2 separate regions of the Homo sapiens genome follow, and region 1 is linked to region 2. Evidence: chromatin loops called from intact Hi-C (ENCODE). Cell type or tissue: PC-3. All regions are shown on one strand. Region 1 overlaps KCNQ5 (potassium voltage-gated channel subfamily Q member 5). Region 2 has its middle 69 kb from the start of KCNQ5.

Region 1 (4,000 bases), 520 kb after region 2:
TTGTATTGTTTTGATATTTTACTTTATAACTTTAAAGTGTATATTTTATTAAAATTATTCAAAACTTAGCTTATAGTGAGGCCACTAGAATAATTCAAAAAACTGGAACAAAAAAATGTGGTGGGAGAGGGGGATATAAACATCAAGAACATTGTATTTGTCGTACTTCTGATTGTCTCAGAGAGAACAAGATGAAGTGAGTTTAAAGGGAAAGAGGTAAATTTATGTTAGTTATTAGGGAAAACTTTCTGAGACTATAGAATAACTTTTAATTTACAAAAATTTTAAAAGCCTGAAGTCTCCAGACAGTTTCTAGAAGTCAAGATATACCCTCTTTGTGGCTTACTTACCTCGAGAGGGTTTATCTGTCCTTATAACTACTAGTTTGAAAGTGTTCAACCATGCTTTGTTTGATCCAGATGATTTAGTTCTTTTCATTGTGATTTTACATTGAGCCATGTTATACTTTCTAATACATGCATTATGCAGTGTAATTGTAGCAACAAAACACAGTCCATCAGGTTCAGATGTACAATTGGCCTTGCTCTAACCCAATCCTTGAGTTCACAATAGGGAAGCTTTGGATGTAAATAATGAAGGCTTTTTGGTATTTCAGTGACTAACACCTTTTAGACAGGGTCCATGGTGATCAATTCATATTGATTTTGCTGACTAAATAATACTTGAGCAAAGTTCCAGTGGCATCTAAAAATAAGCTCTTTCACAGTCCTTATGTGTCTTAAATATCATTATGGTATTTATTTTGTTCAAATCTTTGCAGTCACCTCAAATTTCAAGAATTCATGTGTAAATCATTCTAAGTGATGCAGTAAATTAGTGAACCTACTTCCTAATACCTTGTAAACCTATATTTCACATTTCTACTGGGCTGCTTATAATCAATAGCTCTTTCTTCACTACTTCCCAACTTGTTCTAATTTGTTTCCTTTGAGAGAGGTAGATTTTAAGAGTTCTGGATTACATGCTTTTTTTTTTATTCATGTGACTTAGAGCTCCTCCTTGTTTATTAGCAGTTCTATTTCTTTCTCTAGCCCCATTTTCTCTTGAAGCAGCCATAAAAGTACCATCTGTTTTTCAGCATCATTTTATTTCTGCTTTCTCCTCCCTGCACTTTTCTCTTCTCTGAATGCTTTATGCGATAACAATTTATTCCTGATTTATTATCCACCTGCTTTCATAGCCTCCCCCTTTCTGTTCCTCCTCCATCCCTATCCCACCCTGGATGGAGTGGTATACCATAATTCTTAAGGACACAGCTTTGGAGTCAAGTAAGGGCCAGCTCAACCACTTATGCATGTTAGTGACTTGACCACTATGAGCCTCAATTTCTTCATTTATAAGAAAGAGAAGGTTATAATATCATCTACTACATAGGTTGGCTTGAAGAATTAAATAAAATAATGTACATCAGGGTTTCTCAGCCTTGGCACTATTGACATTTGGGGCTGAGTCATTCTTTGTTCTGGAGGCTGTCCTGGGCATTGTAGGATGGTTAGCAGCAACCCTAGTCTCTACCACTAGATGCTCGTAGCAACCCCCTTCCCAGCTATGACAATGCAAAATGTCTCCAGACATTGCTAAATGTCCCAGGGAGGCAAAATTGTCCCCATTCGGAATCATTGATGTATATAAAACATTTAGCACAGTGCCTGGTACATAGTAGGGACTTGATCAATAATTGTGATGGATGGATGGTCAGATGAATGATTGAATATTCATTTTTAATACAAGTGTCTAATATAATTCTTGACAGTCAATTAACTACTTAATACATAAATGGATAAACAAATGAACCTGAAGCCAGTGAGCTTCAAGGGCTGTCCATAGTTTCTACCTTACACCAAAATGTGTTATCTTCACTAAAAACAAGCTTCCTATGTTTCAAAAAATATTTTAGACAATTAACTAACTGCACAGCTTAAGCTACTCCCCCAATTTAATATATATGCATATACTTTAAATAATAGGGAGATTTTAAAATAAACTCTAATGGATGATAGCTATAACAATTATGTTGCTATAGAATTCAGTGCTAGAAATTGAAGTGATCCTTTGATTAACCTGAGTATTTTAGGTTGATATCCCAGTCAACAAGCCATTGATGTGGTAAGAGAACAAAGCTCAGCCAACTTTTAAGTGTTTTTTAATCTAATTTATCTTATTTAAATATTTATTGAGTGCCTACTATATTTCAGGCACTGTTCTAGGTACTCAGGATACAATTGTGAACAAAACAATGATAAAACACTGTGGAACCACCATTCTATGAAATAGTAGATCACAAAAATAGTAAATACATAAATAGAAGTAAAAATAAAGACTACTCATAACTTGTAAAATACTAGCCTAGGAAATAGTCTAGGTGGTACTGACAGCAAAATTCCAGTGGATGACTGTAACCCAACCAGAAACATTTTTGTGACTGCACTCACTGTTTGCCATTTGGTTGCTCATCTATGATTTCAGTTTACTGAACTCTAACTTTCTCGTCTGATCTGAATTACAATGAGGGTATTAAATCAAATCTGTGGTTACCTTTGCATATTTTGGAACTTCAAACATTTAGATTGTGATTCACTGTGTGCATAATTTTTTAAATTGTCTCAAATCAACAATCTTTCTCTTACTTTTCTAGGTTTTCTCTAATGAACTAACTTTATAGCATACTTTTTGTGCTGTAGTCTAACAAACCGATAGCTGAGTTTTTTTAAAAATGAATACAATATATGCTTTTTCTGCCTCGCTTTTTTCATCTGTAAAATGGGATCTGTGGGATACCTAACACATAAAGTCATTGTAAGGATTAAATAAGGTAATGTTTATTAAAAAAAAAAAAAAACCTTAGAACTGAAGAAAATGCCAAGCACATAGTAAGTTTTAAGTGTAGTATTTTCTGCACCCCTACTAGCCATGTACTTATTTCTAGTATTTCCAATATTTTAGCATAGTAAATGAGGTAGTATATCTTTTTCTTTTCTTTCTACACTTGGGAGAAAGCAAGATTACAATGAAATAAAAGCAAAATGTATGTCCAACAGGGTCATATAAGTAATGTCTGTTTGTAAACCACTAGTCTCAGGAGTAAATCCCTCAACATGATGAAAACCAAGAGATGTGTTTGCACATAACTCTTTTTATAAAGTTTTTTTAATTGCAAAGACATAGTCGTTGTTATAAACTTCCAACATACAGAAATTAATAATTTACAAAGTGAAAAGCCCCTTTATGCATATATTCACTTCAGCTCACTCCCTTTAGAAATAATTAATAGTAATAATCAGCGTATAGTCTCACTTTTTTTTTTTTTTTTGAGACGCAGTCTTGCTCTGTCGCTAGGCTGGAGTGCAGTGGCACGATCTTGGCTCACTGCAACCTCCGCCTCCTGGGTTCAAGGGATTCTCATGCCTCAGCCTTCCAAGTAGCTGGGATTACAGGCACGTGCCACCACACCCAGCTAATTTTTGTATTTTTAGTAGAGACAGGGTTTCACCATGTTGGCCAGGATGGTCTCGATCTCCTGACCTCATGATCCGCCCACCTTGGCCTCCCAAAGTGCTGGGATTACAAGTGTGAGCCACTGCGCCCAGCCTAGTCTCAAATTTTTTTCCTAGTCATATACTAATATATATTTCTATTAAAATAAAATCACATTGTACATACTGTTTTGCAACTGGCCTTTATTCACTTAAAATATGTCTTTGGTGTCAGTGTCAACACATTTAGTTCCTTCTTGTTTCCAACAGCTGCCAAGAGTGGTAACTCTCTTTGGCTCTCTGGGTACTTACCCACAAAAGCACATGCATTTAGAGCTGGTGGAAAAAGTCCTTCAGGGCGGACACCGGTGGCTCACACCTGTAATCTCAACTCTTTGGGAGGCCAAGGCTGGCAGATGATGTGAGCTCAGGAGTTCGAGACCAGCCTGGGCAACATAGCAATACCCCATCTCTACAAAAAAATACAAAAATTAGCCAGGCGTGTT
Region 2 (4,000 bases):
CATCACAACAGTTTGTTAAATATTTCAGAATATCCCCTAAGAAAAAATTTGCCTCTAATATAGAATTGTTTTGTATTTTATTTTTTGGTTTAAAAAACCTTGCTTTCTCTTAGTTAATATCTGGCATCACTCAATGCTTCCTAATTACAATTAAATTCCTAACTCTATCCTTACAGATAGAGCAGTATCAGAACAAGTGGACTCTTGCCAATTCCCCCATCACTCATTTTTGTAAACTTTCTATATTTGCCCTCATCCTGTGACTAACTCAAACCTATAAAATTCTACTGTGTAATTCCCCTTTATCTTGTACTGAAAAGTCCTCTTCCCCCTGCAACCTGAGATACGATTGGAAAATTCAAGCCGTTAGTAAATAGCATGCATTCCTACGTTGGAAAGCAGACCACCTGTGTACACAAAACACCTGGGTATAAAGACTGAAGTCTCCTATTATTGATTCAAAACATGAATATCAATGGCAGAATTCTGGAATATTATCAGATAATATTCTCAAAGGTGCTAATAAACTAAAAACTTCACACAGTGCCCTGTAGATGTTGCTTCAATTTCTCTTCAGGTTTTCTTCTTTTCATTCCTTTATATGCAAAGTTGCTGGATTTAGCAAATAAAAGAGCAAGATGCCCATAACATTTGAATTTCAGATAAATAAAGAATTTTTTAGTATAAGTATGTCCCATGTAATATGTGGGACACAGTTATACTAGAAAATTCTTTGTCATTTATCTGAATTTTAGTCATAACTGGGCATTCTGTGTTTTGTGCTTTTTGTTTGTTTGTTTGTTTTTTGTTTTACTGAGATGGAGTTTTGCTCTTGTTGCCTAGGCTGGAGTGCAATGGCATGATCTTGGCTCACAGCAACCTCCGCCTCCTGGGTTCATGCAATTCTCCTGCCTTAGCCTCCTGAGTAGCTGGGATTATAGGCATGTGCCACCACACCTGGCTAATTATTATTATTATTATTATTATTATTATTTTTAGTAAAGGCAGGGCTTCTCCATATTGGTCAGGCTGGTCTCGAACTCCCGACCTCAGGTGATCTGATCTGCCAGCCTTGGCCTCCCAAAGTGCTGGGATTACAGGTGTGAGCCACCGAGCCCGGCGTTTTTTTTTCCTTTTTGAGGCAGAGTCTTGCTCTGTTGCCCAAACTGGAGTGAAGAGGCATGATCTCGGCTCACTGCAGCCTCCGCCTCTCAGGTTCATGCTTCAGCCTCCCTAGTAGCTAGGACTACAGGTGTGCACCACCATGCCCACCTAAATTTTTGTATTTTTAGTAGAAACAGGTTTTCACCATGTTGCCCAGGCTGGTCTCGAACTTCTGAGCTCAGGCAGTCTGCCCTCCTTGGCCTCTCAGTGTGCTAGGATTACAGGCGTAAGCCACCACACCCGGCCGGGCACTCTGTATTTTACCTGGCAACTCTAGTTATATGCAAATACCTTGGACTATCTCTAAAGATAATCTGGTCTTTGTATGAGTTAACAGATGATTTTTATATATTTGGAGGGGAGAGATATTCAGTTAGTAACCATTCTATAAACTTTACCTCAAGACCTGACATGGAAATTTACCAGACTTGGTTTACCGGGTGGTCCACTGCTAGGAAAACATTTTCTAAAATGGCCAGAAAGCAAATATTTTAGGTGTTTTAGGTCGTGTAGTCTCTGTCACAACTATTCAACTCTTCCTTTGTCATGTGAAAGCAGCCACAGATAGTGTATACATAGGTGGGTGTGGCTATGTTGCAATGAAAGCTTATTTACAGAAACAGCTGTCAGGTTGGATTTGGCACACAGTTTTCCAACCCGTGGCACAATTGAACTGGCACATAGATGACATTCCAGTGTCATTACATGTAACTTATTGGAAAATCAGTCCGACATATTGGATATAACTGGACTCTTCAAAATTATAAAAATAGCAAGGTCATGAAGAGAAATGGAATAAAGCTTTTGCACAAATACTCTGCTGTATCCCTCTGCCACAGTAAGTAGATGAGAATGAACATAGGCTCATTTGGGTTTAAAACATTAATTGGAACTAATTAAATTTTGCACATTGTACTATTTCATAGTTGGTAATACAAAGAGACACTGTTATTCAGCCAAATTATAACTTTTTTGAAAAATTAATGAAAATATTTAAAATTTAAAATGGTGTTGGGGGCTGGCAACTCAGAGATGGAAAATTTAAACGAGATGAATAACACTGAAGAAGGCAAGTAAAAAGGCATCTCGTTACACAAGGGCAGCTGAAAGGCAGACAAATAACAGGATACGGCTGGTAGGATAAATAGAAGGAGACAAGTCTTGAGTAGTTTCCATGACTCATTGCTGAGCCACAGTAACCAGAGAGGCACAGAGACTGATTCAAAATGCATACAGGAAAAGTGAATATGGCATGCAGAAAGAGGAATAAAAAGAGCCAAGAACCAAGAAAGGATGAAATGGAATGATGTCTTAGAGAGATAACTTCCCTGGAGAGACTTCTGGAAAATAGAGACACAGAAATTGGTTTTGTTTATGATCTCTTGCCAGCAGCTTCTTGTTTACAATACAAGGGTTAAGTCAAAGATGACAGGTGTACCTGACAATGACAGGAAAGCATTTTTACAGCAAGAGTGTTTTGCTGTCCTAAGGGTTTAGTCTAATAGAAAGAACTCAGGCATATATTTAAAATCAATCATGTGTCTGACAGCCAACGATGCATTTCAGATAATCCATTGGGACAAATGTTTCACTTGCTAAATTTGAGACACACATAAGAGATGCAAAAGCAAATTGAGCGGAAAAAAAAGTCACTTTATTTAATAAGTTTCTTTTTCCCTTTCCATTCATCATCAAAGCCAGAATAAACCTGACACAACGGAAATGACTAAAATGAAGTAAAAAGGTAGTTGTCATTGAATAGTTATCCCCATGGCAATAGGAATAGACTGTGAACACCAAAGAATGAAAGGAATGAATGAATAATGAATGAATAAACACAATATGTATTTTGAGAACTCGGAATCAATCTGATGGTTTTGGGATGTGCCAGAAAAGATACACAAGAGTCATGATATCAGAAATGACCAACATTCTGGCTTTGCTAGAATTTGCTAATTTGTGAGATAAAATTCTTCCCATGTTAGAAGGCAAATTTAGAGGAAATAGCCCAAGATAGCTTTAGCTTTAGCTGCTGCTTTGTTATTATCATGAAAATAGTAGCTGAACTACTCTTAAGATGAGAATTTATACACTGTGATCAAAATAACTTTAAAAAATATCTCCAGCTCCTGTGTGATTCTTTTTGCATATGTCACACTAAAATGTATAAGAAAGTCTTTATTCTGATGAAGTCACTAGATATCATCAAAGGAAAAATTTATCTTGCTGGAGGCATAATAAAAACCTTTATTGAGCACTTCCTAAGTGTCAGGCATGGTGGTGAGTGCTTTGATAGTAGTTTCACAACAACCCTGGGAAGAAGATATTATTAATATCTCTATTTTTATATGGAAAAAACTGAAGCCCAGAAAGGTTAAGTAACTTGCTAAGGAACGCAGCTGAGAATTGGCAGTGCAGGGATTCTACTGCAGGCTGCCTCACCCCAAAGTCTAGGTCTGGATCACAACTCTACATTGTAAGGTTTTCTGCATGCCTGGACTGAAATATTTGGTAATTCACTACCCATGACAACAGTGCCCCCCCTAGACCTCTTTAATTGGCTTTGGTCGTGCAAGAGTCCTTTAAGAGAACTTTCCCGTTCTGGGTTATAAACACTGCCTACCTCTTAACTCATGATGCTGGTTCGTGGCCAGAAAGGTGATTTTAGTGGGTCATCTACCACTACACTGATTTCTAGAGTTGATTCTGTTGTTTTACTGGCTAGGCAGGTGTGTCCTTTCTCCCTCTCTTCAGTCGGCAAGCAGCCCTCCAGAGGCCCATTCTTTGGTCATGGATATTCATAGAAGGCATTCAAGTTTCCTGATTGAATTAATCA

The links. Hi-C counts contacts between places; a loop is a spot of excess contacts. Peaks named below come from ENCODE experiments on the same cell type or tissue, not always from the same donor. Only the 100,000 strongest peaks of a DNase experiment are listed, where the experiment ranks them.
Region 1: a loop joins it to region 2, with 5 times the contacts of the local background. A loop is called at or near these places in 1 of 110 quality-filtered maps.

What each region holds. Positions count from the first base shown.
Region 1 is chr6:73,071,911-73,075,910 of GRCh38, forward strand. The region is part of intron 3 of KCNQ5 (potassium voltage-gated channel subfamily Q member 5); the gene reads left to right. Among named protein-coding and RNA genes, the nearest start is that of KCNQ5-AS1, 70 kb to the right of the region's middle. In PC-3, a CTCF peak has its summit at 1,541; DNase peaks (open chromatin) are centred at 1,511 and 2,481; H3K27ac peaks cover 2,924 bases.
Region 2 is chr6:72,551,356-72,555,355 of GRCh38, forward strand. No RefSeq gene overlaps it. Among named protein-coding and RNA genes, the nearest start is that of KCNQ5, 69 kb to the right of the region's middle. In PC-3, no CTCF peak of the experiment used is centred here; DNase peaks (open chromatin) are centred at 306, 1,776, 2,326 and 2,946; H3K4me3 peaks cover 1,226 bases; H3K27ac peaks cover 4,000 bases.